Linked DNA regions of Mus musculus: all the other regions are linked to region 4. The links are chromatin loops, found by intact Hi-C in ENCODE. Cell type or tissue: left cerebral cortex. All regions are shown on one strand. Each heading gives the region's core, and the rest is flanking DNA. Links, peaks and the distances in the headings are about the cores only. Region 1 overlaps Irf2 (interferon regulatory factor 2). Region 2 has its middle 33 kb from the start of Enpp6. Region 3 overlaps Irf2 (interferon regulatory factor 2). Region 4 has its middle 7.8 kb from the start of Gm31111.

Region 1 (8,141 bases), core at 1,432-6,431, 120 kb before region 4:
TCTGCCTCATCCCTGTGCTAAAGCATTGTGTCTAGATCCATCCTCCCAGGGCCCAGGGCACTAAGTATATTTCCCATTCCTATCGACCTCCTATCTCAAACTACTCTCTCAAAGTCAATCTGAGGACCTCAGATCTAAGAGTGCCTCCAGGTCTCTGTGAAAAGGGCCAGGCTGAGCTTCATGAAGAAAGGCAGAGACAGAACTCTAGAGGGTGCAGAGGTCACCTCAGCAGCCATAGCATCATGGAGAACAAATGCTGCCAAGCAGCCTCCAGCCTGCCTCCACCTTTCCTTCCCTGAAGGAAGGCCATCTTTACTCATCTCTAACTGACCAGCTTCCCATGGCTAATTCCTCACTCCCTTTTCTTTCCCTACATCTCGGAGAATTTCTGTCTTGGAAAAGGGCCTGTTTTCAAGACTTCCAATGTCATTCTGGAGTAAAGGGTCACACCTTTGGGCCTCAGACACTCAGCATGACATCTGCTTGCCAGATGTCATTTCACTCACAAACAAGCTCCAGACCTAGTATTCCTTCTCTGTATCTTCCTCTTTTAACTACTCCTGTCTTCACGCTCCATACTCGGAAGCAATGTCCCCTGGGCTCCATCCCAACGGTCACCATCTTTGTCTATATTTGTTACTGTGCAGTCTGCCATTTTCTTCCTTTTACCTTGATCCACTGGGCTCCAAACCTTTGCCCCAAGTAGCTCAACTTGATTTCCTAAAGAAGTGTTAACAAGACTTCCTGGCAAGGAGCTGCATCTAAAGAGACTGATACACTGAGTAGAACTTCAGTAAGATAAGGAGACTGAAATGGTGTAGGACTAATTAGCTCATCTTGAGCTAGCTTTAGCTTCCTTAATAGCTATCCTTGCCCACACTGTGTCAGAACCAACATGGTGGGACTAGTCAATAAACACTTTTTGAACTATGTTGCCTCACAGCACAACACTAGCTTCTAACAACTCCCAAAGTAAGAATGCCATCAGATATGAGGCCTATGGGAAAGGTTCCCCTGATCACCGAGAAAGCCTCTCTGAGGCACCCACCGATGTGGTTTAAATTTGCCATGACAGGACTTTCTTGATTCTGCATAACTATAAAACCTCACAAAGCTGTTTCCACGGTGGAACATGGAATCTGGAGTGACCTAAATCGGTGTTCCAGAGCCATGGTCACTCAAATTTAGCTCTAGAATAAACTATGTTTTCTTTCCTCTAAGATGAAAGCTATCCCTTTCTGTGTCCAGAGAAGTGACTTAGTCCACCAGCAGGGGAGGGGGGTGGGAATGGCCAGTGATGGATAGCTCCTAACCTGCTTCATCTTCCTAGCTGGCTTTATCCAAAGCAGCTCTGATGTGTTTTCAAGTCGCCCTCCGATACAGGTTCCCTGGTCATCATAGTCTTAAACCTGAAGAGTTTTCCCAAGCAAGGAAGGAGCTGCTGCTGCCCCAATCGTCCTGTCTAATCAGGAATGTACTGTTGCAGGAAACAGTCTTGTGAGAAAGGTCTGCAGAATGGACACCAGCTATTCTGTAATTTCTAACCACATGGCTGCCCTCGGAACGAACACAGACCAGTGACTTCCACCAAATGACATTACGCCCCTTTCTATTCGGTTTCCATGGGAACACTGATGCGTTGATTTGGAAATGCTTGTGTTTTCATCTGCAACCAACCCCCCCCCACTCCCCCTGATGCAGGAAGCACTCGTTCATATCCATCTTACCTGGGCATCTTTATTTTCCATTGTTCTCCACACAATGCCCCTGATTAAATTAAGCCAGTTTCCATATTCATTCAGAGGAAACCAAATAACGCTGACCTCTAGGCCTTCACTCATGAAGCATCCCTTCCTAAGGAGTGAGCATTATCTGATCTGGGCCACATTTCCCTCCCCAGGGTCAGGCTCAAGTTCTGCAGCTCCCAGAAGAGTTCTCAAACTCCAGAAAGCCATGCCATCTTGGGAAAATGACTCATCCCCTATGCCTGTACTTCCTAGATAGGGAAAAGGGGAAAACTCTGACCATCCCAGGAAGAGCTAAATAAGGGAATAGTATCATTTAGAGGAACTAAAAATTGTCAACACCTACCACCCTGCCTACTGTTAGCCTTATCGTCCTTGGTCTTGCCTATATGGAACAGAGCAATCTGTTGTACCAGGGCAATCTGTTCCATGGTATTTTCTGAAACGCATACATTCACTGTTCAGTCTGAGACTGCTTACTAACGTTTCTCTTATTCTAATTTTCTTAGGTCAGACAGGTAGCGCCACAGAGGTAGTTTATTTTAGTGATGTGTGGCCCACTGAGCACACAGAATATACTCTCAGATAGACAGTGATAAAAATGAAGATATTTTAGAGGTGTAGCTCTTCCAATTAGATGGCCTTACAAAATGTAACTGAAGCCCAGAACATGATGGGTCAGTGGTGGGCAGGACCACACCTTGACCAGCACTGTGTAGATAGATGTTCATGTTCTCTGTCTTCTATTTAAACTTTTATTGCCTTTCGGGACCCTGAAGATGGTGGCCTTTCAGGTTCTTAAAGATGGACCTGAGGGTTTACCGGATCTTTCTGTTCTTCTCCACAATGTTGTCATATTGAAAAAAAATCTCAATTTTCAGTTTTCTACTATTAATTTGGCTCTTTTAAGTGGCTATTGAGGATGGGCGACCAAACATGGCTTGCAGAACAGGCTTCGAGATGAAAGCGTGGTCTAACAAATTATTAGGATGGTGTGAAATCTCACTGGGAGACAAGTTTCCCCATTGGTTGGGGGCTTTTCCTTCTCCCTGCAAGAGATTTCTGGGGAAACGTCCCATTTCTTTGGGGTCCACTGTTTGAATTGTCTGTTCACTTCTCTTCAAAAATACCTTCATTTCTGCCAAGCCAGTTACAACACCCCAGTTTCTGTTTGAGGTGGAATTTGTCTGTGTTTAGATGAACACAGGTTGGAATGAAGGAAAGTTAGAACATATTTATTGTCAGCTATCCATGCATAAAAAGCATTTTCTTCAAACCCCTTGACTTTGGGAAGAGCTGGCACAACCAACTTCATCTTGGTTTGAGATAAGGGTTTATCATGAAGCCCAGACTTCCCTTAAACTTAATATCCCCCTGCTCCAGCCTTGTCAAGGCCAGACTGACAGGAAAACACTACCATGCCCAGTGACTCCATTTTAACTCTGACAACGTCCTCCCTCCACGGATCCTTGGAGAAACTATTTTCTGAAACAGCAAGGAACATACAGTGAATGTGTCCATGGCCCAGTATGGCTGGTGGTTGTTTTATTTTATGAACCAGGATTTATTGTAGCACAGGCTGACTTCAAACTTCCTATGTAGCCTAGGTTTACCTTAAAATTCCTGACCCTCTACCTCCACTTCCCAGTTGCTAGGATTACAGGGCATATGCCATCAAACCTGGCACAGCTTACATACTTAGACTTTTAACAAAAAAGTAGACTATTAATCCTTTATTAAAGACAATCTTTTAACTGTAATGATCCCAAAGCCATTGTGGAATTAACTTTGGAATCATTCTGCAGATCGATCAATGCCTTTAGCAACTATAAACCCCAGAATTGGGAAAAACCCACCGGCCTGATACACGTTCTACTATAACACTGCATGCAAGACAAATGCAAAAGATAGCTACATCCAAAGGTTAGGCTGCACTAAGTATGATTCATCAGCCTTCCGCTGAAGGAACAATGTCCCTTGAGGAACACAGTGTTAATCATAGCTTTGTTACACAAGGATTTCATAACAGATGCTCCTGAGCAGGAGCTCCACCCACGTGGCTTCATTTAAGGCCGCTCACTTCCTGGATGAACATGGCTAAGTCTCACCAGGGCTGTGCCTACCACATTTTAGTGGCCCCACGAGGCTGATGTAACCAAAGCTACCCTTTTCTTACGAGGACCCCCACATGCCACCCACCCTAGGAAGCACATTTCCTTACATTCCTACAGCCCCGGGATGCTGCATGTCTCAGCCTTGACTGCTTCACCGGAAGTAGTGTGTCTGTCTTAAAGAGACATAACGTAACGGCCAGCCATATAACCTTTGGTATTTGATACTGAATGGAATATAGTGGTTACGTGTGGGGAAAATATAGTGAAAAGTAAATGTTATTCTGCTGTTGTTTTTCTACTCGCTGCAATTATGAAATTAAATCTGTACTGTAAAGCCCCTGACTCCCACCATACAGAATAAATATATCTGCGTTTTTAATAAATGTTCATGCTCCCACTCAGTTATCAGATATGTATAGTTTGCTCTATGCTAGTCACTGAATGCTGTGAACATACTAAATATGAGACAATCACACCTAAGAGTACAGTGAATTCTTCAAACTAGGTATTTGTGGTGGGAAAAAAAAGTTATACATCTCTTACTGAGATGTAGAGATATATTTGGGACACTCAAAATGCAGGTCTAAAAATATCACCATGGAAAACAGTATGGCTAATAATTAGTTTTTTTATAATCATAGGGAGAAAATAATGCTGTGTTTTGTTTTGTTTTATAAAAAGAGACATAGAAAATGTCCCTAGACTGAAAGCAAGGTCACTCGTGGTGGCTGTGGTGGCTCTGGTCCATGATCCAGTACTAGACAGGCTGAGGGCAGAGAGCTGCTGCAAGTCTGGGGCTAGCCTAGGCTACACAGTGACACTGTGTCTCAAAGAAAAACCAACCAAGCAAGCAAAGAAAGAAAGAAAGAAAGAAAGAAAGAAAGAAAGAAAGAAAGAAAGAAACAAAGAAAGAAACAAAGAAAGAAAGAGAGGAAGGAAGGAAGAAAGAAAGGAAGGAAGGAAGGAAGAAAGAAAATTCTGGGTTCCAGAGGACCTGGGCTCAATTCCCAGCAACCACACGGCAGCTCACAACTGTCAGCAACTCCAGTTCCAGATCTGACTGCCTCACACGGACAACACCTACGCCAAACACCAACGCACAGGAAGTAAAAATAAACCATTAAAAGGTATTATTTTTAAAAAAGAAAAATTCTTGAGATACAGCAAAAAGTTCCTATGGGGTTCTCAGGTAAATTTCTCTTTCTTTTCCGAAACAAAGTTTTCTTCAAATTATATGGTGCAGGACAATCACCCTCAAGATCTCCCTAACTTAGCCTCTTGGATGCTGGGATTACAGATATGTGCTCTCTACCACACCCAGCTGATGGTGTGGGTATTAGTTAAGGTAATATATACATATATATTACAGATACAAATAGACATATATAAAATATATATTACACGTATATATGTATAACTATATTACAGATATATATGTATATAAAACTGTAGTACCATTTCTGTGATAATAGGAAAACTGAGCATTGGCTAGATATTTAACGATACAGAGGGATTCCTGTCAAATTCATCAGCTAAAATAATGACAGCATGGTATTTTTAAAGGGCATGTACTTTTAAAAATATATAGTGAAATGCTTACAGAAGAAACATCATATTTGAGATTTGCCTGAAAATATTTTGACAACTATCACAAATTGTTTCTGTAGTCAAAATGGGTCAAATATCTATGATGATATTGAAAGTGAGGGAAAGGATGGAAGCACTGATGAAGCAAATCTGGTCAAGAATTGATTGATATTAAAATTAGAGGGTGATCTACAGTAAATCTTACTCCTTCCTACATGTATAAAAATTTTCCACAATAAAAATTACAACAAAATTAATCATTAGTCCTATGCTATTTATTGAATTATTTATTTAAGCATGTGTGTGTGAGAGAGAGAGGGATATGGGGGGGGGAAAGAGAGAGAGAGATTGAGAGAGAAAGAGAGAGAGAGAGAGGTGTATGTCTGTAGAGGCCAGAAGAGGGCTTTGGATCTCTTGAAGCTGAAGTTAAAGGTAGTTGGGAGCCACCTGACATAGGTGCTGGGGACCAAACTCAGGTCCCCTAGACACAGTCTTAACCACTGAGCTGCCTCTCCAGTCCCCAGTCCGGTGCTATTTTTAAAATAAATCAGAAACTTTAAAACATCAAAAATGAAACAAAGTGTCACTGCTAGTCTACCTAAAATATTTATTTTCCATCACAGAGATAAGCACCTCTCAACCTTGAACAGCTAGCTAAGATTTCCCTCAGACTCTAACTACAGGAGCTGGAGAAATGGCTTTAGAGTTACTAGCACTCGCTACTCTCTGAGAGGACCCGGGTTCAATTCTCAGCATCTACCTGGAGGCTCACAACTGTCCTTAACTCCAGCTCCAAGGGATCTGAGGCCTCTGCAGGTACCAGGCAAGTACATAGTGCACAGACATACATGTAGGCAGCCTAGACACATTAAAAAAAAAAAAGTCTAACAACAGACAGCCATATGTATTCACAATTCTAGACCTACATATTTCCCACATATTCAACCAATCACTGGTCTGTACAAAACATATATAGACCTGTTCCTCTTATTGTTATCTAAATGATAAAACACAACAACTTTCATATCATATTAGGTATAAAAAGTAACCAAGGGGTAATTTAAAGTAGATGGAAGATGTGGATAGGTTCTACACAGACACTACTACATTTTCCATGAAGGTACCTGGCAGGGGCGGAGAATCCTGGAGAGCAGCCAAGTACCCTCATGGCACACACAGGATGCTGTCCCTTCTGAAGTCTAATGAGATACCTAAATTATGTCCCTTCGTGGTTTTTTTTTTTTAAGATAAATCAGAATGTCCTACATCCACTTCAATTTCAGTGCTAAGGAGCCATGGGATCTTACAGAAAGGCCAGTCAACTCATTCTTCAGTCCCTTACTCTGTACACAGAAGCCAGGCACTTATATCATCTCTTGGGTGGTCTTTGGGTCTCTAGCTGTGCTGTGTGCTCTTTGCTTAACAACTGATGGACCTCCCCAGTCGGGCATGGGATTATCTGACACCTTCCTCCGTATTTAACAAGGGCTACTACACCTTCTATGCACTAAGATCATTGAAATATAGGGGTGTGGTTAGACCAACCTAGTCAACTGAAAACCTTAAGCCCACAGACCTGTCTCCATGGAAAACTCCTGGGACTTATCGCTCACAAAGCAGAGAATGAACCACTGAAACTCTTGCTAATGGAGTATACGAACTACTGTGTTCCCAACCTAATGGCTTGTGACAGATATAGAGCTAATACATCTCTATTAGAGATAAAAATTTTTTTCTCTGATTTTCAAACATGTTTCTAAAGTCATATTTCACAGCCTTAGATACAAGCTGGTGTCTGGAGCTGAGACATGGGACTGCCAAGCTCTGCGGATCAGTGGCATCATCTACACCTTTTGCTCTGGGACGCTGGACTAGGCAAAGTATCTGTGGACTTGTGTCTGCAGGTGGGTCCATGCAGAGGAGATGTTAAAAGCATGTAAAACGCAATAGCAGGAGAAAGGCCAAAGCCTCCGCCAAGGTCCTGATGAGACAGAACAGGTACCATGACAATACGGTCACAACAGGGGCTTTCTAGTCAACCAAAGATTACCTTGATGTGCTTAACTCTCTCTTCTTTTTCTGTCTTTGGTTTCTTTCCTGTGGCAACAGAAAGGTAGTTCTGGATCAATTCACGGAAGGACAGAGAAACATGGACGTTCTTACATGACATTCTTTCTGAAACCCGCTGCCTCATTGATATGAGATCAAAATACCAAAGGCCTCTTTTCTGCCTTTGGTGCCTTGAAAGTCATTTTTCCAAGGCCAGTAAAGAGAGGATTGTCTCATCTAGAGTGGACAAGTATTCTACCCTGGAAAGTGATGACAGAGGCAGAAATGAGAAAACCAAAATGGTACTGTTACGGACACTGAGGGTTCGTTTATTTAGTCGGTAAACATCTTTACCTTTCTTGGAAGGTCGTTCGGATAAGGGCAGCATCCGGTAGACTCTGAAGGCGTTGTTTCCTTTCTTTATGCTTCTGTCCTTCACTTCCTCAATGTCGGGCAGGGAATTCATGGCACATCGAAAATTTGCTTTCCATGTTTTTGGATCTGGTTTATCTATTCCTGGTTGATGCTTTCCTAGCAAAATAGCCAAAGATAAGGAAAAGGGGGAGGGACATTAGACAAGGAGGGGATGTCTACCAGTCCTGCTGGGAAGGAGGGGAGGTGCAAAAAGCCTTTCTGTTCTAGGTGC
Region 2 (8,141 bases), core at 1,878-6,877, 270 kb before region 4:
ATAAAAACTTCAAATCTCTGAAGAAAGAAATTAAAGAAGATCTCAGAAGATGGAAAGATCTCCCATGCTCATGGATTGGCAGGATCAACATTGTAAAAATGGCTATCTTGCCAAAAGCAATCTACAGATTCAATGCAATCCCCATCAAAATTCCAACTCAATTCTTCAACGAATTAGAAGGAGCAATTTGCAAATTCATCTGGAATAACAAAAAACCTAGGATAGCAAAAAGTCTTCTCAAGGATAAAAGAACCTCTGGTGGAATCACCATGCCTGACCTAAAGCTTTACTACAGAGCAATTGTGATAAAAACTGCATGGTACTGGTATAGAAACAGACAAGTAGACCAATGGAATAGAATTGAAGACCCAGAAATGAACCCACACACCTATGGTCACTTGATCTTCGACAAGGGAGCTAAAACCATCCAGTGGAAGAAAGACAGCATTTTCAACAATTGGTGCTGGCACAACTGGTTGTTATCATGTAGAAGAATGTGAATCGATCCATACTTATCTCCTTGTACTAAGGTCAAATCTAAGTGGATCAAAGAACTTCACATAAAACCAGAGACACTGAAACTTATAGAGGAGAAAGTGGGGGAAAGCCTTGAAGATATGGGCACAGGGGAAAAATTCCTGAACAGAACAGCAATGGCATGTGCTGTAAGATCGAGAATTGACAAATGGGACCTAATGAAACTCCAAAGTTTCTGCAAGGCAAAAGACACCGTCAATAAGACAAAAAGACCACCAACAGATTGGGAAAGGATCTTTACCTATCCTAAATCAGATAGGGGGCTAATATCCAACATATATAAAGAACTCAAGAAGGTGGACTTCAGAAAATTGAACAACCCCATTAAAAAATGGGGCTCAGAACTGAACAAAGAGTTCTCACCTGAGGAATACCGAATGGCAGAGAAGCACCTGAAAAAATGTTCAACATCCTTAATCATCAGGGAAATGCAAATCAAAACAACCCTGAGATTCCACCTCACACCAGTCAGAATGGCTAAGATCAAAAATTCAGGTGACAGCAGATGCTGGCATGGATGTGGAGAAAGAGGAACACTCCTCCATTGTTGGTGGGATTGCAGGCTTGTACAACCACTCTGGAAATCAGTCTGGCGGTTCCTCAGAAAATTGGACATAGTACTACCGGAGGATCCAGCAATACCTCTCCTCGGCATTTATCCAGAAGATGCCCCAACTGGTAAGAAGGACACATGCTCCACTATGTTCATAGCAGCCTTATTTATAATAGCCAGAAACTGGAAAGAACCCAGATGCCCCTCAACAGAGGAATGGATACAGAAAATGTGGTACATCTACACAATGGAGTACTACTCAGCTATTAAAAAGAATGAATTTATGAAATTCCTAGCCAAATGGATGGACCTGGAGGGCATCATCCTGAGTGAGGTAACACAATCACAAAGGAACTCACACAATATGTACTCACTGATAAGTGGATATTAGCCCCAAACCTAGGATTCCCAAGATATAAGGTACAATTTGCTAAACACATGAAACTCAAGAAGAATGAAGACTGAAGTGTGGACACTATGCCCCTCCTTAGAATTGGGAACAAAACACCCATGGAAGGAGTTACAGAGACAAAGTTTGGAGCTGAGATGAAAGGATGGACCATGTAGAGACTGCCATATCCAGGGATCCACCCCATAATCAGCATCCAAACGCTGACACCATTGCATACCCTAGCAAGATTTTATTGAAAGGACCCAGATGTAGCTGTCTCTTGTGAGACTATGCCGGGGCCTAGCAAACACAGAAGTGGATGCTCACAGTCAGCTAATGGATGGATCACAGGGCTCCCAATGGAGGAGCTAGAGAAAGAACCCAAGGAGCTAAAGGGATCTGCAACCCTATAGGTGGAACAACATTATGAACTAACCAGTATCCCGGAGCTCTTGACTCTAGCTGCATATGTATCAAAAGATGGCCTAGTCGGCCATCACTGGAAAGAGAGGCCCATTGGACAAGTAAACTTTATATGCCCCAGAACAGGGGAACGCCAGGGCCAAAAAGGGGGAGTGGGTGGGTAGGGGAGTGGGGGTGGGTGGGTATGGGGGACTTTTGGGATAGCATTGGAAATGTAAATGAGCTAAATACCTAATAAAAAATGGGGGAAAAAAAAGAAGAGGGAGCGAGATGTGTGCGGACATGCTTGCTTTATCTTGTCATGGGGTACCCTCCCACGCTGTGATGCAAGAAGGCGGCTCTCAGTAGATGCCACCATCTTGATCTTGCACGTCGCAGCCTCTAGAACTTTGAACCAAATAAACATTCTTTCTAGACTAACCAGTCAGTGGTATTGACTTACAGCGTCAGAAAATAAATTAATATTGTATTAGTAACCTTGCATATCTTGCACAAGTATTTTAGCTGTACATATCACATAGATAAATGTTGAAAGAAAACACACCAGAAATATTCATTTCCATCGATAGTGGGGTTGTTGGACGTTCTCATTTACTTAAGTTGCTTTTCTGGTTTTTGCTTGTTTGTTTTAGGTTGTATCCAGGAGTCTAAAGATCTCTCACGAGGGAAGACTATGTATGCTAGATGGGTTGACACAGCTTTGTGGTTCCAATGACAGTGAGGTGTCCAATGGCCTGGCGTTGTTTCTAATGTCCCGAGACAAACATTTTAGTGGTAGCAAAATCAAGGTCAGAATGAAAAACTTGGTGTGCTCTGGAATGCAGAAGAGACCCATGAGAGACTCAGCCATGATTTCAGAGCTCCCAGAAAAGGGTTTAGCATTAACATCCAGGGTCGATGGAGGCAGGGATGTCCCACTGTACCATAGAACATGCTTTAACTATGGAAGTGCCCCGGTAATGTCTCTGTGAAGCTGGGGACTGTGCCGATAATAGGGTGGAGGTTATTGCCAGAGCAGAACCCTTTATATTCAGTCCACCCATTTGTATATTTGACTTTCACACAGTATTCTATTTGAAGATGGACACCATGTCAAAATAGTAAAGTAACACGGATTCTGGCTATACACTAGCTCTCCATCCCTGTGATAAAACACCCAGGATGGCTTATGACCTGAGAGGTTTTATCTTGGCTCATGGGTACAGAGGTTTCATTCTTTCCTTTGTAGGCTCATTTTCTGGAGCTAATGGAAGGGAGCGTATGATGGTAAGAGAGACTCAGTGGAACATAGCTGCTCACTATAGCAATAGAGAAACAAACAAACAAACAAAAACAAACAAGGAAAACATCCGTTGCAGTTCCGGTTCCCCCGTCAATGGGATACCTTGTCCAATATCCTGCTTTCTTCCGGCAAAGACTACAGTATCTTCCAATGGTATCCCCGGTTGGTGACTGTGCTGGTTAGTTCTCTATCAGCTTGACACAAGCTGCCGTAGTCATCTAAGAGGAGAAAATCTCAACTGAGAAAATGCCTCCGTAAGACCTGGCTGTCCGCAAGCATGTTGGGTGTCCTTTGAATTAACAATGGATGGGGGACTAGACTGGTGGTCCTGGGTTCTATGAGCAAACCGGCTGAGCAAGCTATGAGGAGAAGTCAGTGAGCAGCGCCCCTCCACGGCCTCTGCATCAGCTCCTGCCTCCAGGTTCTTGCACAGTTTGAGAATCTGCCTTGGATTCCCTTAATGGACTCTATGACTCAGGACATCTAAGCCAAATAAACCCTTTCTTCCCCCAAGTGGCTTTTGGCTTTTTATGATGGTGTTTCATCACAGCAATAGAAACCCTAAGACAGTGACCAACCCTTGAGCACATGCCACCTTTTGCAACAGTACAACATACATACCATAATATTTAGTCTTTACTAAAGCTAAACAGATGGCCGCCAGCTCTCCTCCTACAGACCCACTTTTCTACCTTTATGGTTGAGATTCAACAAAAAGGCAATGATTGTTTTCAAACATCTTTTTTAAAAAAGATTTATTTATTGTTGATTGATTGATTGATTGATTGATTGATTATAGATACAGTATTCTGTCTGCATGTATGTCTGGATGGCAGAAGAGGGCATCAGATCCCAGTATAGATTATTATGAGTCCCATTTGGTTGCTGGGAATTGAACTCAGGACCTCTCTTGAAGAATAGCCAGTGCTCTTAACCTCTGAACCATCTCTCCAGCCCCTCAAAACTCTTAATATTGCCAAAGAATTAACCCCCAAATCAACCTGCTGGGGAAATCACCAGCTTTCCTTAACATTCTTGCATGCATTGAGCATGGTTGTCTTTAAAACTCTGTGTGATTCTGATGGATGTTTAGATGAAGTCCTTTATTGTGCGTGACGCGTTGTGAGGATGTGTCCCCTCCCCTTGGGGCTATCTCCCAAGCCTCTCCCTCTTTGGAGAAGACCTGTTGTTCCCTCAGCTATCCAAGCAGGCTTGTGCTTGATTTTTAGTCTCATTAGTCCCTCATCCAATCACAGGAGTTGGCTTCTGGGAAAGCCAGAGCTATAATAGGGCTCTTGTGAAAAACCAAGATGTAAAGTCTCTCCTGTCCCCTGTTCCCGTACTCTACCTAGACCTGCAGAATTTCCAGGTACCTGTGCTAACAAGCAAGCGAACAAGCGGAGGCCTTCCAGGTCCAGTTGGCCACACATTGCTACTTAATAGTATACTAGGGTTCCTGACCAAAGGGTGTTCAAGTACAAGTTACCAAAGAGGTGGGGGTCTAAAATAGAAATGTTAAACGGCAACAAGAGAATGGCCACCAGGTGGCGCCATAGTTCCAAAATACAATCTTAATCCCAGCTGTGAAATATCAAAAGGCTTATTGCAGTGATTCTCTTCCCATCTTAGGTTTGTATCGAGCTACTGTCTACAGCTTGCACTGCCACGGTCAGCCAAACCTCTCAAGTTTGTTCATATTACTAACTCAAAGGTAAATTCAGTGGAAATTCAAGGGATGCAGAAGTGGGGAGTGGGGGGTGTAGGGGAGTGTTTAAAGTGTTTTAAACAAAACCAGTGGAGTTAAAAAATGAGTATTTATCTCAGCAACAGAGAGTTTAAATATGTATTTAAAAGCCATTTAACATATGTTCAACATTTAGATGTTAAATATGTACATGCATGGAATATTCTAATATGTAAATAGAACAGAAAATAGATTTATTTATACAAAATTGTATGCTGTATATATTTAAATGTTTGTCTGTTTTCTTCTTTTCTTCTTCTGTCTTCATTGTATCTTTTTAAATTTTTAAAAAAAGATTTATTTATTTATTATATGTAAGTACACTGTAGCTATATTCAGACACTCCAGAAGAGGGCGTCAGATCTTGTTAGGATGGTTGTGAGCCACCATGTGGTTGCTGGGATTTGAACTCAGGACCTTTGGAAGAGGAGCATCAACACCGCCCCATCCCTGCCAAGGTGGGCTCTATTCCCATAACCATCAGCTGGAATCAGTCCTTCACCGTTAACTAGAGCGCAACCCGCCCCCTCCACGCCCCAGGAAGTGCAGCACTGGATAACAAGGAAGAGTGATGAGAAGATGTCAGAGAACACAGAACCATCTAGAACAACTGAGTTAAAACAACATCCATAAAAATTAGAACAACTTTCTGAAATGGAAAATATCTGCCCCCATAATGCCCAAGGCAAATTAATTATAGTTCAAATGAAAGCTGTTTCTTTCAGAAGTGTTTTATTTTCCAAAGTCAATACTGCAACGCTTTTAAAGTTAGAGAGAAATGCAAAATCCGTGGGCTTCAGCCTTTTGACCCACATCAATAACTGCCAGGAGACGCTGGAAGTATATTTAGAACTTTGAACATAACGTGGTGTATGGCATGAAATGTTTACGGGAAGCCAATATTATTGCTTGCATGAGAAAGCAAGGAGACATTATCAGGATTCCTAGAGCTAAGAAAATACTGTCCATACTTCCTTACCCACAAAAGCAGGACACAATTCTTACTAAACAAGACCAGAACAGTTTATGATCACAAGAAGTCATTAGCAATAATTTTAAGTGGACCATAAAAATAAAGACCAAGAATGTGATTTAAATAGTAAATGTACTATGCATAATAAAAAAGCACACACTGATGAAAATCGTATCTCAAATCCTTTATCCAAATAATTTTTTTATTGAAAGTGGATTTTTTTCCCTTCGTACATTTCGATTATGATCCTGAAATTTCACAAGATCCAGAAGTGAAAGTAGATTTTGACAGTAACTAAAACACTCCGGCTTGTTGTCTGAGGTCAGACGGGCCGGTCGGTCACTGGGGGTGAGAATTCTCATGGCAGCAGCTCAGCTACAGGAGTGGAAAGGAACTTCAAAACCATCTTTTCAGAGCTATGTTTCATAAGACACCTGCACATGGCTCTCAAAGTATTTCTTTACATCTTTCTTCCCTTACGCTGGAAGGGCGTAGCACAGCTGGAACTCACAGCCAAAACAGAAATCAGAAATGGAAGCGCTCCACCACACACATTGGCCTTAGCTGACCCACAGGACAGTGCCACCTACATCTTACAATGAAATTGCGTAGTTCAGTAGGTATTTACAAAGATATTTTTTCTGTCTTGTCATCAGAAAGCTTAACAGAAAGGGGCTTTCTGTAATGTAGAAATGTTTTCATAGTTTTAAGGGCTTATGACCACTGTGTCACGAGTATTTATTATAGCAAACAACTTCGTCTCACATTCACTTGTCGCTTTCATAGAACGTGGCTTGTCGTTCAAAACCTACACATAATGTGCAATACCCACTTAGGTCAGGGTGAACCCTATCTTCCTTTATGAGACCAAATAGATAATATGTAACATTCTGTGTTTGATATTGCCCCGAGGAATTCAAACCAGGACAGGGGATATGCAAATGGGCATTCCAATCCAACTTTATGTTTAAAGTTTTCAACTCTTTTTACCCCTTTGTGTCTTTGTGAGTGTGGTTCCTGGGATGTCCCCCATAAGTCGCAGTTTGAATACTTGGTCTCCAGTTAGTTATTCGGGGAGAATTAGGAGACATGGTTTTGTTACTGGGGCCTGGCCTAGAGATTTCAAAGACTCCTGCCATTGCCACCACAGGCTTTATTTATTTATTTATGAATATGCACATAGGCCTTCAGCTAGGCTTGTGACAAGCTCGTGACACAACCTGTTTATGCTATTCAATGTCTGCCATGGTTACCTCTCCTCGTTCCTTATGTCCAACTCCCTCCAAGTCCAGATGAGGAATTTTTTTTGCTCCTGACTCCTTCTGAGAGTTCCCCTCTCTTTGCCAGATATCCCACCTTCTAATCCTTCTTCGTCTCATTGGTCATCAGATATTTATTGACAGGCGATGCTTTTACTCAGTGCAGAAGAGATTCTCATTCCTACATACATGCTGGCAAAACACCAAATGCACATAAAACAAATTTAAAATAAAATGTATAAGGGAGCACAAAAAAGATCTTGGATACCCATAGCAGCCTTGGGCAAAAGATGCTGGAGGAATCACTGGATCCAGTTTCAAGGTATATTACAAAGCCATAGTAGGAAAAAAAAATACTTGGCATGCAGATAAATAGAACAGAATGGAGTACAAGTACAAGCCCATATGACTATAGCCACCTCACTCATGACTAAGGAGATAAAAATATACGCTGGAGAAGAAGACAACAAATACCGCTTGAAAACTGGATGTCAGTGGGCCAAAGAACAAAACTGGATCCCCTTCTTGTCGCCTGTATAAAAGTTAACTCCAAATGGAGCGGGAGCCGCATACAGAACTTCAAATCGATTAAAGAAAGCTGTGTAGACTGCGAGAACGTCTTTCCTAGCTAAACCCTTGACAGAAGACTAAAACAAAACAGACAGCAAACTCAGAGAACCCAAAGAGAGCTGGCAAAGCTAGCTCAGCAGGTAAGGGTGTCTGGCGACAAACCCAGCTGCTCGTGTGGGATCCTGTGGGATCACATTGGAGAGAGAGAACCGACTCTCAGTCTTACAAATCATCTTCTGATTTTCACATGGGTAACACAGAGCAAGCACCATTCGTTAATACTAAATATACAATAAAAGAATAAATAATTGTAAAAAAAAAAAAAGCCAACTAAGCTAAGAGGTCAAAGCAAACAATAAATGGCCAAAGGAAGATCAGTCTCAGAAGATGTAAATAGCCAATCAGCATA
Region 3 (8,141 bases), core at 1,099-6,098, 160 kb before region 4:
TACTCTTTGATTCCTTTAAATCAGTTCCATAATGAAATTAGTTTTTAAAAATAAAGTTTAAGACATGAGGTTGGGGGAGTTTGTAATAAATTTTATATATATATATATACACATACATATACATATACATATATATGTGTGTGTATACATGTATGTTATATATACATGTATATATGTGTATATGTGTATATATGTGTGTGTGGCATATATTATATATGATATATAAAGGATACACAGACACACACACACACCTTACAGTCACTTATATGAAATCAGAGTTCCTCACTGGCAAATTCTTGAATTTACAAAAGTTCAGGAAACTATGGATAGTTTGGAACCAATTTCCAAACTATAGTCTTAGCTATCTTATACACAGAGTACACAGAGGTTACAAATGAGTCTACAGTATGCTCCGTATATTACTAGCTTTATCATGTTTAATAATACAACAACCGTACAAGTAAGGTGTTAACAGATCCATTTTTAGAAATAAACATTTCTTCCAAAATACCAAGCGGGTTTCCTAAACACAGTAGCAATTAAGTAAGCACTACTGAGTACAGGATGCTCTAACTTTAAAAGCCAACCCTGCCTGCACTTGATACAGTAGCATCTACCAGCACTTGGAGGCACGGGGAGGTCTGAGTTCGAGGCCAGCTTCAGCAGCATAGCAAGTATGGGCCTTGTCTTAAGAACATCATCCAGGATGGAGAGATTACCCAGAAGTTAAGAACACTGGCTGCTCTTCCAGAGGACATGGGCTCAATTCCCAGCACCCACACAGTAGCTTATAATTGTCTGCAACTCCAGTTCCAGGGGATCCCATGCCCCCTTCTTGCTTGAGGGCACACCCATAGTACACAGAACACAGACATACATGCAGCCAAAGCAACTATACACATAAAATAGTGAAAATATTTAAAAAATTAAAAACTAGTCAAACAAAAAGCCTTATTCTGGCCACTGTGTAGTGCTATCTTTTCACCTCTGCTGAAGTGTGCCGGATAAAGTTGCATCTCTCTGGCTAGTTTCACCACCTTTAGCGGTCTTGCAATGGTTTCTTGAGGTTGACTAAATGTCCTGTAAAAAGCCTGTAACATTTACTCTTACCTGCCTGGGGTGTGCCCTTCTCTGCTGCTCAGGCTGGAGATCTGGAACCTTCTTTCTCAGCCTTACTCATGTCTGATCCTAACTGCATGATATGTTCAGCTTGTACACGAGTGGGAATTTGGTAGTGAGGCAGAAGCCGTATTCCTGGCTCCACTGTAACCGGTCCCATATGTGACATTGAGCCTGGGAACTCTCTGGAGCACTGGCTCAGTGTTCCGTGACTAAAGTCAGCAGTCTCAAGGGAGAGTTGAGGTGGAGCTATGACAGGAACGTTGTGATGAGCCTGCAGCTGATGTGGTGTGTCTACAGAACTGACGTTTCCCGGTATCCCACCTTCAGTGATGGAAGTGAAGCTAACCCTACAGAGGCCTGTCCAGCTTGCCCACATAAGCACCTGCTTCTCGCCAGTCGATGCCTTCGTGCTTAAAATAGCGCCTGTGGTTTTTTGTTTCCTGCAACAGAGCACTGCTGATACAAGCCATTTTCCTTCTTTTCCTCTAACTGCTGAGCTTTGTAACTGCCAACTCTGCAGCCGGCTCTGGACACGTCGAAATGATGGCTCTGAGTATCTCCATGGCCCTGCCTCCCTTGCCCACACTTTATTTCCCTCCGTAGCATTTATTGTCTCCCAAAGATTTCGTTTGTTCATTGGTTGGATAGCTCCTATCCACTCAACAGAAGAAGTTCCATTCAGTCGTATGTGGCCTTAGCACTTAAGGCCAACACATACCAGGAACTTCATAGTGTTGAATAAATGATGTCTGTGTCTCTTAGTAAAACATACCCTCTAATTAATGGGTTAATGATAGACTTATCAACAATACACCTCTAATAAAATGTAAAATCATGTCTCCTCTGATTTTGGCATTATATGCAGGGAAACTTATTCCTGTGGTTTACCTGAGAGAGTCCCGAGTTCAACAAGAAAAAAAAGTCTCCACCTTGAGCCTCCCAGTTCTGGGCAGACCAAGATCATTAGTTACCAAATTAAAGTCATCGGCTGCTAAAGGAAAATCACTTAGAAATGACATGACTTTAAATCTATCCTGCAAATAGAAACTTAAACACATGCTAAGCCATCCAGTGGTCTCCTTCCCTTATCATAGCCTGGTTGCCACGTGACCCTCTAGAGTCACTAGTTAGAATTTGAGCAATAGCTTTTGGCTGTATTTCACACTTCCCCCTAAAATTCTAATTTCCCTACAGGCTGGCTGTTGTACAGCCAGGACTACGAACCCTCTTCCGCATTTCACAGTCACACTAAAAACATGATTTATGGGCTTCCGAGAGCAAAGATGCTGCAGATGAAGATAAGAGCTGCATTTACAGCCCTGGAGAGGGAGAGGGACCATGGACAGACAGAATAGCACTCTCTATAGAGAACATTTGTCAGTGTTAACACTCAGGGGATAAGGCCTGGCTCATTACTAGTCATAGGAATCACCCCTATTGTCCTCAAACTTCAGGCACATCCTCACTACAATATTGTGGGTTTAAATTGTCTTTGCCCTTGTACATTGGGGATTTTGGGGGGCAACAGAAGCAATCCCAGATAGAAGGCCCCTAGATAGAAGGCCCAAGCCTCAGCCAGACAGAAAATATCTGATGTCTTTTCCCATTGACGGCTCATGTGGATGCATATGAGTGGTTCCAATTTTAGTATATTCTTCTCAGCAAAAACTGGAGTTTAGAGATACTAGTGGCCCAGATCTTTTCATCTGGTCCTGCACACAAGGCCGTATCATGTAAGCCACCAATTTTGTGACATTGAACAATGAGTATGTTGGCAGTGACTTTAGTTGTGAGCCTAAGGGGTGAAACCAACAGCACTTGGACAACCAAGTGTTTTCCACAGGGCCAGCAATCTGTCTGAATATGTTTACACAGTAGACAGGGAGAAAGTGACCAAACTTTATTTAGAGGCTCAGGGTACACACTTTGCTTTCTTTTGGGGGGAACCTGCTGGAAGATTCTAGAATGAGGTCTTCCCAAGACTATATGAACTCTTAACTTTTAATTCATATTTTGTTTATTTGTTTGTTTTTTTCCTGTGGTGCTACAGATTGCACAGGGTGAACTGCATCCCTACCCTAGGCTACGTGAGCTCTCAAACAGTCCCTCCTCTTGATCCACTCACAGCGAGACCAAAGTTCTTGGACAGACCTAACATTTTTGCTAAAACCAGTTATCAGGCCTGACCACTTCCTTCCTCCCAGACTCTATTTTCGGACAGTGCCTTGGCACCTGTTGCCAGAATGGCCACAGAAGCAAATCTCTTTAGAGTCCTCATTTATGCTCACAGCAAGGCCAGTGATGGCCAAGCTCCAGCAGGGTATAGTGTCTGTGTTCTCTAGGGCTGGTCACGGTACAGAAGCCAGCAGGCTTCAAGAAGAATCCCTCCCTAGCACCACTCGTAGGTTTTTTTGTATCTCCTTACCCAAAGCATCACACACCCAAAGTTCCACACAGCCATCACAAGCCCTCCTTCTCCAGGTCTGCAAGTCATTGCTGAAGAGGGTATCTGAGGACCAACATGGTCTTCTTAACACTAACAGTGGTGGGCAGGGATCGGTGTAGGAGATGCTTGTGTGATTGTCTAGTAGATACATGCCTTGTGCCTCTTGGGAAAATGAGAATGTGATGTAGACTCCACTCAAGGGGCTTTCAGTTCCTGGAGAGATAGAAAAGCACTGTGGTCCCTCTGGGAGGGGTTCACTGCAGCCTGTACTAGGTGGAGGAGATGCACCCTGGCCCTTTGGCAAGTCAGGTTCCTGTCCCGTGGCTCTGATCGTTCATCCCGGCTCTAGGTTGTACCAAGGGGTGGAGTTTCATGATAAAATGGTTGATTATAACTGCTTAAAACCAGTTTCTGCCTCCTTTCCTTTTCCAAACCCAAGCTAGGAAAGGTATTGGATAGTCTCTGCATGCCAGAGGCCCGTCTCTCTGCTTGCCAGCCTTTTCCTAGTTTTTAAATTTTTATTTATTTATTCACTTTACATGCCAATATCAGCCCCTCCCAGCACCTCTTCACGGAGCTCCTTCCCCCATTCTTCCCATCCTCCTAGGGTTGTTTGTTTGTTTGTTTGTCTGTTTGTCTGTTTGTTTTTGTCTGCTGTCTGTCTATCATCAGTAAAATTCTGGCAGAAGACTTAAGTTCTGAGTCCCTCCTTTTATTTAGGTCTGTTTGTCCCAAGCTAAAATAACAAGGGGCTTTTAAACCCCAATGAATCCAGCACTCAAAGGACAGCCTCTAGAGACTGGAAGGTCTAAAGTTTCACCTCTCAGGTTTGGGGGCAAGAGGCCATTTAGGGCTTAACACTTTTTTTTTTTCCATTCACATGGAAAATACGTTAAAAAAAAAGCACCAACTTGAAAAGTCAGAATCCTGAAACCAAATCACTCATCTTCCTCATTCCTAAAATGTCTACCTCGGGAGTGGGTTACATGATAGTGCCCTTTGCATTTGGGGAAACAAAAGGGGGAACATTTTAGGGCTTTGATGCTTCAAGGATTTGTATTTCTTAGCCACGTATTTCTAATACATTCAAGCGGACAAAACGCTGCCTCTGACACCTAAATAGGGAAAGGCGGAAATGGTTGAGGATGGACTTATTTAAGACACCCAAACAGCATCTCGGAAGCCCCTTACATCAAGGTGCTCTCTGCTCGCTCGCTCGACCTTAATGCTGTCAATGACTCCCCAGATCACAGATGTAAAAGGAACTTTGTTACAGGTGTGACCTACCTACATGCTTGCTACAGAGAATGGAAGCTATTGTCCCAAAGGCAGTTATAGAGCTACTTAAACACACCCATGGCAAAACCAGTCATAAAAACCATATCGGCACACACAGAGGCCTACTAAATAAATCACGCGTCCCCAGCACTTCCTCTAAGTGACAAGGTCTGGGGCTCCTGTGACTGAGTTGTCCATCTGGTTTGTTTGGCTTCCTGGTGCCCTCCCCCCACCCCCAGGCTTTATGTAACTCACTTGTTTTTCTTCAGCCTTTCAGGAGAGTATTTTAAGCATCTGATTGGCAAAGAGTCTTACCTTGAGTACCTGAATTTGGCTACTAGTCTGGATCCCACCACAGGAATGGATTAGGGCACTGTGGCATGCATTTGGGACCCGCAGGGCTCATTATGGGTGCAGAGAGGGGATAAGAGAGCCCAGGCTATCCTAGGCCTGCTGATGACCATGTGAGTCAGGCCTAATTTCTATTCTGTTTTTGTTGTTTTGCAAACAAACAAAACAGGATGAATAATGAGATTTTGTTTTAATATAAATTACCAAAAGGGGAGGCTCGTATAACTGAAGACCTTATGCTTTCTCCTAGGGAATCAAAATAAACACCTCCTACTCTGGTCAATCAATAGATAAACCAATCAATCAATAAAAATAATAAAATAATCTAAACAAAAGAAGGAATAATAGACCACCTGTGTGAGACATTTCCAACAACGCACCAAACAGTAACACGTTTCCGTTGACTTGTGTTCAGGAGCGATAATTTTATGGTCACTGGTTCTATCTGCAGCCACACATAGCAATAGACTTTAAAAGAGCCCTTTGTCCTTTCATAAATTGAAGGGACCTTTTCAAACATTAACTTGGCGATCTTTTCCCAGCCCCCAAAAAACTTAGCATTAAGGCAGCTAAGTTTTTAAACTGAGGATTTGGGGGGGGGGGGACGTAAGGGAGGTGATGTCCTCAAGGTTAGGGTTGTACCTTGAACCACCAAGGGGTGTGTGTGTGTGTGTGTGTGTGTGTGTGTGTGTGTGTGTATGTGTGTGTGTGAAGGCAATAAAGGTAAATTCAAAGGGAAAGAAAATGCATTCCAACTAGGTGATAGAGAACAGTGGTCTCAAAGTCCTACTCATTAAGGGCAGGGCCTTGGTTTAAAGACCCCAGGTCTTAGGAGACAAACAGAAAGGTAGAACCTAACAACTCTTTCCCATTACTGAGAGTGTTTTAGCCCTGTGCCCAGGTATGTAACTCAACACAAACTCAAGTCCGTAAGTATAAGCCTACAGATGGGGACAGGAAACCCACCCAGAGGAGTGGACTCTGTTCACAGTGGGAACAATGAGTGGGAAAACCGCTCTCTCCAGGGGACCCTCCAGGCTCCACCAGCATCCTGGTCTTGCGCTCTCTCCAGGGGACCCTCCAGGCTCCACCAGCATCCTGGTCTTGTGTTGCGTAGGTAACATTAACCCATTAATTTAGAGTATAGAGTCTTCATCTCAGATCACGATTTCTGCCTTGTGGAATAGTGATAAACACCCTTTCTAGACACATCTGTGATGAGCAAAGACGGAAACTCACGTAGGACATTCTGCACAAGGCCCACTGCTGTGGGAGGAGGAATTATTCACAGCCTTACCATAGGACCCTCCTCATTTTCTTTGTGGTTAGCAAAGGAAAGCATGCCGGTCTCCAAGAATAAACACTCTGTCAGCTTTGATCCATGATTACGCTCTAAGTAGACACACATAAAGCCAGAAGTGATACCCATTAAAATCTTTAACTATATACCATATTCATTTATTATCAATCCACAGGATAATTTGATTGCTACATGAGCTCATAAAAGTTTTTTTTTCACCTTTACAAAATTAAAAAAAAAATGTGCCACAAGGGATGTAATAACAACTGCTGATGAACAGGAAAAGGAATCTTAAAATTATAAATTTGCTGTAGAAAAGATAAAAAACAATTATATTTTATTTAGAATTTTTTTACCTTGAATAAAATATTCCCCTTGTATAAAAAAATAAAAAAGCTTGCTCTGGTTAGAATTAGAGTATTTTCCGTCTTCAGATCTGGGAATTTGCATAATATTTCCATGACAGTTTTCCTTTGTACCGCGTGCCATTCAAGCATAGCAGATTAGAAAGATTTTTTTTTTATTATTCAAGCAGTCTTAAAATGGGACAGCGGTGAAGAAACTCATTTTCTTCTCCTCCTCCTCCTCCAAGATGTAGAGCCTTGCCTTTGAGGAGAGGAAACTGGAGGAAAGGAACAGGGTGGGATGGGGTAGGCTGGGCTGAGGAGAGAGGCGTGGGTAATGGGCTAGAATGGAGGAGTTGGGGAGGAGTGGGGTAGGTGGTGGGCTGGGATAGAAGGGGTTGGGAGGGAAAGGATAGGTAAGAGGTTGTGATGGGATTGGTTGGGGGGAAGGGGCGCATAGAGGACCGGGATGGAGGGGTTGAGGAGGGAGGGGTGGGTAGTGGGGTAGTGGACACAGAAGGGGTCGCCGAGTGTGCTGTGAAGGAGAGCAAGATTACAAGAAGGCCTATTGTAAGTGCTTCAAGATAAGGTGCAGAAGCAGCCCGCGACATTGCTCGTACTGCCCTATGTACATATTCACAAGAATAAAAAAATTCCAGCTAGTTCACATTTTCTCCTCCGTTCTGAGGCATCCACTCCACCATGCTGGCCTTGACCGTAGGCAACGCAGCACCTCCACTGCCCGTGTGGCTGTTGGTCCTTGAACTTGAGGGAGTAGCCCTGGCAGATCCAGCAGGTTCTAGAGATACGCATCTACCGAGGGGGGGGGGGGGCTGGAGTCCTGAGTTAAGAAGAAGCTCCAGCTCTGGAGTTGGACACAGCAATCAATAATCTATCGTCAAGGCTTTCTCCCTTAGATGTGTCTAAGATAGGTATCATAGAGAAAAAAAATAATATAATACAAACAAAGAACAACACAAAGCTAAGAAATCCCAACAACCACCAGGGAGAGTCAAAGGCTTAACAGCTCTTGACACGGGCCTGGGTGATATCAGATGTCTTCTTGATGACACTGGCCCGGGTCTCCCGGTCTGGCCGACTGCTGCTGGGCGTGGGGGTCACTGGGGCAGGAAGGGGAAGGTCTGTAAATGGGGGCCAGGAGCTGTTGTAAGGCATCGGACAGCTATCCTCTTTGATGGTGACCTGCAGATCTGGCTTGTTGGAGGTGACAAAGGTCGCCATGCTGGGCAGCAGATAGGTGTTCCGTGTCCCCATGTTGCTGAGGTACTGCTTGCCTTCG
Region 4 (8,141 bases), core at 1,183-6,182:
GACAGAGCAAAGCAAACCAAAGAAGCAACAAACACAGCTCAAAAAGCCTTGGCCAACCGGCTACATTTTCACAATCTGCCCACACCTTAAACAAACGCGAAACATTGTAACCAGCTATAGTCAGAACCTGAAAGAGAAAAGCCTCAACCCGCAATCTACCTCTCTTGCTGACTATGGTTCCTGGTAAGATCCGGCATGCTATCAGAAGCTGACCAAGTTTTTAAAAGGCCTTTTTCAGAATAGGATATTTTTCTGGCAAACACCCAGCCCACAGATCAGGAGAAGTATATTATTAAGAGGCAATCAACACTGAAGGGTTTGAAGCCTAGAAATTATACTGATACATAGGCAACAGGCAATAGTGATCAGAATTCACTGTGAGTCCTTTAGATCTTTTTAAAAAGCCATTTAGCTGTTCATGGTCATAATTATGATGCTGGGTCAGGGTACCAACTCTCTTATTGGCCGAAGCAGCAGACTCAGAAGAATAAAAGAATCCTAGGGGGCAGGACATCTGCCGCAGAGAGTGCACTTTCACTCTCATGGGTCCATAGGAAACTCATGAATGGAGGCTCTGACCTGGAACCAACTAACTCTACACTTAAAGTGGAAGCCCAGGGCAGACTGAAAGGTTCAGTCAATTCATCATTTTTATGGGTTGTATACACAGAAAGGTGTCCATTCTGTTTGAAACAATAGGACCCGGAATTAAAATGAGTGTTCTCAGACACTGTGCAGGGCAAAGTTTCAGCGTGCCAACCTCCTCACGGGCCAGACTTTGAAATCCAATAATTTCACTTCAGTGGTTCTTGTAAATATCCCACTTTGATACGGAACAATAATTGTAAGGGTAAGAGTCACCTTTTAACTGATGCTCACAACGAGCCCAAGTCCTACAGCACTTCACAAATGGCACAGGCTACTGTGCTAAGCAGTACTCTTTCCACTTTCCAGATAAAGAAACTGAACCTCAAGGAGATGGGGGAGCCTGTCACAGTCACACAGCTAAGAAAGAGAATGAAGCAAACTTGTGCCCCCAATGAATTTATGCTAATTTAAGTTCTTCAGTAGCAAACAATGAGCCCCAATTTGCAATCCATCTATTCCTCCATCTCTCTCCTCCTCCGCTAGTCAGGGTACCACATGATGAACTCTGGCCCTTCATCCGGTCATCAAATACATCCTGAGCTCTCACCTTAATACTTCTTTCTACCTTTTGACTATTCTACATCCTATGTGCTAAGAATCCATTAATTACCCTACCCTACAGAGGTAAAATTCTAAGGTAGGGGGAAAGATGATAAACAGAAGAAAGAAGAAATACAGCAATGATACAAAGGTAAGGGATGAGGAAAATGGTAGAGGGACAAGACAGATACCAAGTGCAAAGCTACACAAAAACACAATTTTGAGGGTTGCAAAAGCATAACACTAGAGCAAAGGCTCTGAGAGGAAGCAGTGTTATGTGTCGCAACTAGGCTACAGGGCGCCATTTGCTAATCCAACACTAACGCAGGTGTTTCCTTTAAGGTATTTTGGAGATGTAGTTAACATTACTGTGGGGGTTAAATATATCTATATATCTTGACTCTAAGTAGTGACAATCCTCAAACATGTGAGTAGGACTCAAGAAATCGGTGGAAAGGCTTAATGACAGAATCTAAGCCAGGGCTTCCCTGTAGAAGAAGAAATCCCACCTCACGAGTCCAACATCAGCTCTTACCTTAGAGCAGGAGTTCTCAACCTGTGGGTCATGAGCCCAACATCCCTTTCACAGGGTCGCACATCCTGCATATCAGATATTTCCATTATGATCCATAACAGTAGCAAAATTACAGTTATAAAGTAACAATGGAAACAACTTTGTGTTTGGGGGTCACCATAACAAGAGGAACTGTAATTAAGGGGTCACAGCAATAGGGCATTAAAAACCACAGCATTAGGCCATTGAAAACCACTAACTTAGAGTTTCTGGCTCATGTGCCTGCCCTACAGATTTCAGACCCTCCAGTCCCAACAATTGTATACGACACTTCCATGAAACAAATCACCTAGTATGTTTTTCAATTATATATGTATACTATCATACATGTACATGTAAAGTTACTATATATATGCATATATATTATATGCAACTATACATGCATGCCATGTACCAAATATACATATGCATGTGTATAAATATATATATATATATATGTGTGTGTGTGTGTGTGTGTATGTGTGTGTATATATACATATGCATACATACACATATATACATATACACATATACATATATATATTTATATTGATATGTGTGTATACATATTTCTTACTGGCTTTGTTTCGGTGGGGAATTCCCACTGATGCGTGAAGTACTTAGCACAAGGGACATAAAAGCAAAAGCACACTGTATTAAACCTTAAGATGCCAACAGAGAGCTGTGACCGAGTCAGATGTGACTCACACAGGCACTGATATCTGACTTGTCTTCTCCAAGATCTTCAGGCCCTTCCTAGATTCTCTAGCTTCACTCACCACCCTTAAATCATGATAAACATGTTTTGTTTTGTGACAATGTTTCTCTATGTAGCGCTGGCTGTCCTGGAACTCACTCTATACACTAGGCTGCCCTTGAACTCATAGAGATCTGCTTGGCTCTGCCTCTGCTGGGATTAAAGGCAGGCACGATAACCACCTCGCTATCATCAATATTTCAACTTTTTAATGTTTTTATCATGTGTGGGTTTCTGCCAGTGAGTACAGTGGCCAGAGGGACCAGCAGAGGATAATGATCTCCTGTAGCTGGAGCTACAAGTTGGACCTCAATCAGTCCTCTACAAGAGCAACAGGTGCTCTTAACCACTGAGTCATCTCTCCAACATTTATATCTTAACTAGCATTTCTAGTTAATCTGACCTCTTATTACACAGTCCACATTATTTTTGTTTTAACCATCATCATATCATTATTAGCATCTCAATTTTAGGGTGTTTATGGAGAAGGAGCGTGTCCTTTTGAGTTGCTTTCACAAAACTATCAAGTACGGAGAGGAAGCATAGTGACTCACAGAGACTCCAGAATCAACAAACTAGGACATGCATCTTAAGCCCCCGACCCACCCATTTCCTCAACAGTGTCTTTTTATAAAGAAATGTATGCCCACTTTGAGTCACCTTTTTTGAATTTTTTAAAGTATGCTAGGCAAGTACTCTACCACTGAGCCCACCGCACTCACCCTTTAGCCCATTTCAATCTGAACTGGATGGGAATTGTAGTTCCTTAGAAATTACACCACACGCGCGCGCGCGCGCACACACACACACACACACACTTTCAGTTTTCCCTAAGTAGTATCTTCAAGACACATTAGTAGTAATAGGTTTTAAAAGATTAGAAAAAAAGGATTCCAGGCCAACACTAACAAAATCCTTAAAAACACCTGGTAAAGAAAGCACGCATACGTTTGCAGAATAAATTATCTGACAACTTATCTATAGTATTTTTATTTTTCACTAAAATGTCCGTGGTTTAAAGGGGGTGGGTGAAAGAAAAGAAAAGAAATGGTCACTAAACCACTATAACTCAGGATTGCTGGCCTGTCTCACTGATGATCTCTGACAAGTCCAAGGACTCGGCTGAATGACAAGAACAACAGCCAACCACCTGTAAGAGGACTGCCTGAAGGCGGAGCCAACGCCTCTCCCAGAAAGCAAGGTCTGTGCACACCAGAAAACGGGACAGATGCCGCCCTGTTATGGCTTGCTGTCCCCCTCTCCTCCCAGAAAAATACAAGCTAGTCCCAGTGACCTCCCAAAAAGACCCTAAATCCAGTAGTCAGCAAGGTTACTAACACTCCGGAAGTCCTTCGCAGGAAGTAAGGCTGCGCGGGCGGGGACACGATGCATCCTGGGAGATGTAGTCCACACTTGTGGCGCGCAGACGCAGTGGTAATGCAAGGTAGGCGTGCAGAACCCTGTGCGAGTTTAGTTTTCATTAATGATGTACTTTAAAAGGTATCAAAAAAAAGTCAGGTACTGGGGCCTAACGGCCTCGTTTCATATCACAGGGACAATCTATGAGTTCCTGCTAGACAGGAAGACTCGGTTTAGGAAGACAGTCCCTATCTAGTGGATCTGAAATAGATTGAGATAGCCCCCAAGTGGACAGTGAGGAGAAACCACATCTGTGCTATCAACAAACAGGTTGTTAAATCCAGGGAGGCAAGCCTTCCAAGGAGAGAAGTCCCACATCAGTCCCACTCTCTTTGAAATATAAGACTGCTATTGAAAATGTGTGTGTGTGTGTGTGTGTGTGTGTGTGTGTGTGTGTGTGTGTGTGTGTGTGTGCGCGCGCGCGCGCGCGCCAAAATCAAGATTAAAAAAGGTACCATCTGGAAGCTTAAACAGCAGAATGTTAAGATTAAGTTTTGGATCAAGAGATTACATTTCTGTTTCATGCATTTCATTATTTGGAAGGATAAAGAATCCCTTTTAGGTAGACTATGTCAAATGTAAAGCAAAGCATGTAGAATACATATTTTATACACCGGATATTTTCTACCATGTTATTTGAACATAATTTAAATTCATTCTCTCTCTCTCTCTCTCTCTCTCTCTCCTTCTTCTCCTTCTTCTTCTTCTTCTCCTCCTCCTCCTCCTCCTTCTTCTTCTTCTTCTCTCCTCCTCCTCCTCCTCCTCCTCCTCCTCCTCCTCCTCCTCCTCCTCCTCCTCCTCCTCCTTCTTCTTCTTCCCTCCTTTTTTTCTAATGGAACAACTCAGGAAAAAAAATTCTTTACAACGTGAATTCTAATTGTTGATAGCACTTGAACTATTAAGGATTTGTTAATATTATGTTTGTACTCTATGAGTTTGCTTAACTTGTTCTTTATTTCTTGTGTATTTTTTATAGATCCTTTAGGATTTTTTTCTTAATATGGACAACCTCGTCATCTTCAAATATAGTCTTTTTTATTTTTTCCAGCATGTGTGTTTTATATACTTTATTGCCTTGTTGCAATAGTTGGGACAGAAATGAGGGCAGTCACTACTGGCTTCTTCCTCGGATATAAAGAGAGAGCCGTTCAGTCTTTCCCAGAGGACTGGGTATTGACTATGGATTTGTTGTTATTGTTTCTCTGTTGTTATTGTATCTCTTTTACAGATATCCTAGGGGTTTTTTTGTTGTTTTTTTGTTTTTTGGTCTATTTTTAGGTTTCTGAAAGTTCTGAAAGTTACCGTCTAAGCTTGGTCAAATTCTTTTACTTGAAATGGTGGTGTGCTTTTGGGGTTGTTTTTGTGGTTGGTAGTGTTGATGTTGATTGACACACTTAGTTATATTGCTTGGTTTTTCAGAGTTCAAACAGGTCTTTCATCCCTAGGTTGAACACGGGGTAATGTTATTCCCATAAAATAAGTTAGAAGATACTTCCTCCTCTTTTCGTTCCTGTAGTTGTTTATGTACAATTTGTATCATTCTGTCTCCTGTTGATGCCATGGTTCTTTTCATGTATCAGTTTTGCTAGACTCACAGGACCCAGATATTTGGTCAAATGTTATAAATGTTTCTACTGAAGGTTTTTTTTGTTTTGTTTTGTTTTGTTTTGTTTTGTTTTGTTTTGTTTTGAGTCCTTTTGGTCTGTTTTTCTGCAGAAGTCTAATCTGTTATCTAAGCTTGGGGATTACTTTTTGTGACAGGGTCTCTTAATTTAGTTCTGGGCGATCTGGAACTCAGTAAGTAGATCAGGCTGTTCTCAAACTCGCAAAGATATACCTGCCTCTGTCTTCTGAGTGCTGGAATTAAAGACATGTGTCACCATGGCCTGGCCTAAAGTTTGAAGCTTTTAAGGTGGAAGATTTTCATCTACTACGTGGTCAGGTTTTTGTTTATTTAGTTTTTGTTTGATTGTTTATTTGTTTTGATTTTGAGGGTTTTGTTTTGTTTTGTTTGTTTTGTTTCTTTGGTCAACTGAACACAAGCCAACCTTGAGTCAACCTGGGAACAGGGAACCTCAATTGAGAGTACGCCTCTATCAGATTGTCCTCTAGGCAAGGTTGATGGGCATCATATTGATGGGTGATCAGAATGCGGAGGCAGCCCTACTGTGTGATCCTGGGCAAGCTGAGCAAGCCATGAAGAGCAAGCCAGTTAGCTGCACTCCTCCCTGGTTCTGTCCTGACTTCCCTCAATGATTCACTGAGACCAGGAAGCCAAACAAAACCTTTTGTGCCCAAGTTGGTTTTCTTTAGTGTTAAGGCCTAGGTAAATTATTAAGGCCTGGATGGAATGTGGAAGCCCAGGTAGAATGCTAAGGCCTAAATAACTGTTACCTGGCCTGGCTCACCTACCATTCTAAGGAAAGGTTCTCATATGTTTCTGCTTTTACTAGGAAACTTTCTAATGTCAAGTTGATTACGTATTCTGTTATGTTCTGTGCCCTTAAAAACCAATTGTGATAGAAATTATTAGAATTGTGTTGTGTAGTTACCTACCATAAGCTTGGACACAAACTAAGCATCCAGCAGCACTTTCTGCACTTGTGTATAAGCTTTTATGGTATTTGCCTTTATAAGCTGTCCCTGAGATGGACCCCAGCATATGAGAAACATCTGCACCAATATAAGAAAGTACTTGAAATAAATCTTCCATTTTGAGGAGTGGTAAAGTTCAAGTTCCCAAGATCTCCCTGAGAACTGACAGGCTACACAGCAGAAGGAGACATGTATGTGGATAACTGACATCCAGTTGGCAAGTTAAAAGATGAATGTTACACAAAACAAGTCCCATCCTGGTTGACAAGTTAAAACATGAATATTTGACAAGGCAAGTCCCCTGCCACAGTTGAATACCCCAACCAATGGGAGCAGGATAAATGAACAACAAAGACACGTCCCTAACGAAATCCCCAACCCTAAAGCTTCATTGGTGAAATAACTTGGCACAGATATTTTTAGGTCTCAGGCTTAACTCGGGGTCACAGTTCAGCCCCTGAGACTGAGTCATGTTCCTGGTCGATCAGCCAATGAACCACTGCTAGTTGACTGAGATCGGAGTCTAGGTGGTTTGTGCGACAATCCCCAGAACCCCACAGTTAGTGTTTCTCCACATTAATTAGGATACTGTAGTGGCTATTCCTGATTGTCAACTTGACTATATCTGGAATGAATTACAATCCAGAATTGGAAGGCTCACCAGTGACCCTAAATCTGGAGGCTGGGAGATAGAAGTTTCTTATCTGGATCTTGGTATGGAGATCTTGAGGCATAGTAGCTATGGATTCCAGAAGATTAAGACAGGAAGATCTCTGAGTTCAAGGTCATCTGGGATTAAAGGTGTGGTGGAACACACCTTTAATCTGGGCTACACCTTCTCCTGCAGACCATATAAGGACATTGGAAGAAGGGAGTCTCGCTCTCGCTCCTTTGCCTGCTTGCCGTGTGGGACTGAGTAACTGCTAGATCCTTAGACTTCCATTCACAGCTACTACTGAACCATTGTTGGGAATTGGACTGCAGATTGTAAGTAATCAATAAATTCCTTTACTATATAGAGACTATCCATAAGTTCTGTGACTCTAGAGAACCCTGACTAATACAGATACATTCAAGACAGTTTCTTACTATTTACAGGAATAACAATATCATTTGTCCTTAAGCCAGCCTTGATGGTTTCTTGATGGTGGAATACATATATAATCCCAGTGACTGTGAAGTGGAGATTGGATGTTCAGTGTCATCCTTAGCTTCATTGCAAGTGCAATGCCACCTTGGGCTGCAGGAGACACTCTCTCTCAAAAAAAAAATTGTTCCAGAGGGCTGGAGAGATGGAGAGATGGCTCGGGCTCAGCAGTTAAGAGCACTGACTGCTCTCCCAGAGGTTCAGAGTTCAATTCCCAGCAACCACACGGTGGCTTATAACCCCTCTGTAATGGGATCTGATGCCCACTTCTGGTGTGTCTGAAGACAGCTACAGTGTATTCATATACATGAAAGAAAGGAAGGAAGGAAGGAAGGAAGGAAGGAAGGAAGGAAGGAAGGAAGAAAGAAAGAAAGAAAGAAAGAAAGAAAGAAAGAAAGAAAGAAAGAAAGAAAGAAAGAAAGAAAGAAAGAAAGAAAGAAGTTTGTACAGGTGCCAACAAGATGACTTGGTCAGTAAGGGCA

The links. A loop is a pair of places that touch in the nucleus more often than their neighbours do. Peaks named below come from ENCODE experiments on the same cell type or tissue, not always from the same donor. Only the 100,000 strongest peaks of a DNase experiment are listed, where the experiment ranks them.
Region 1: a loop joins it to region 4, with 3 times the contacts of the local background. A loop is called at or near these places in 3 of 42 quality-filtered maps.
Region 2: a loop joins it to region 4, with 4 times the contacts of the local background. A loop is called at or near these places in 34 of 42 quality-filtered maps.
Region 3: a loop joins it to region 4, with 2.2 times the contacts of the local background. A loop is called at or near these places in 7 of 42 quality-filtered maps.

What each region holds. Positions count from the first base shown.
Region 1 is chr8:46,807,107-46,815,247 of GRCm38, reverse strand. Irf2 (interferon regulatory factor 2) reads right to left here. Exons shown (of 9, transcript NM_008391.4): 4 at 7,850-8,026; 5 at 7,497-7,543. Among named protein-coding and RNA genes, the nearest start is that of Gm39170, 19 kb to the left of the region's middle. In left cerebral cortex, for the core only: no CTCF peak of the experiment used is centred there; DNase peaks (open chromatin) are centred at 2,050 and 3,796; H3K27ac peaks cover 1,776 bases.
Region 2 is chr8:46,950,216-46,958,356 of GRCm38, reverse strand. It overlaps a transcript of Enpp6 not described here. Among named protein-coding and RNA genes, the nearest start is that of Enpp6, 33 kb to the left of the region's middle. In left cerebral cortex, for the core only: CTCF peaks have their summits at 4,699 (motif pointing right) and 5,303 (motif pointing right); a DNase peak (open chromatin) is centred at 4,734.
Region 3 is chr8:46,845,943-46,854,083 of GRCm38, reverse strand. It overlaps Irf2 (interferon regulatory factor 2), which reads right to left. Exons shown (of 9, transcript NM_008391.4): 9 at 6,626-8,141. The coding sequence ends at 7,862. Among named protein-coding and RNA genes, the nearest start is that of Gm39170, 20 kb to the right of the region's middle. In left cerebral cortex, for the core only: no CTCF peak of the experiment used is centred there; DNase peaks (open chromatin) are centred at 1,533, 2,277 and 3,363.
Region 4 is chr8:46,682,740-46,690,880 of GRCm38, reverse strand. No RefSeq gene overlaps it. Among named protein-coding and RNA genes, the nearest start is that of Gm31111, 7.8 kb to the right of the region's middle. In left cerebral cortex, for the core only: a CTCF peak has its summit at 4,125; DNase peaks (open chromatin) are centred at 3,671 and 3,893; H3K4me3 peaks cover 881 bases; H3K27ac peaks cover 772 bases.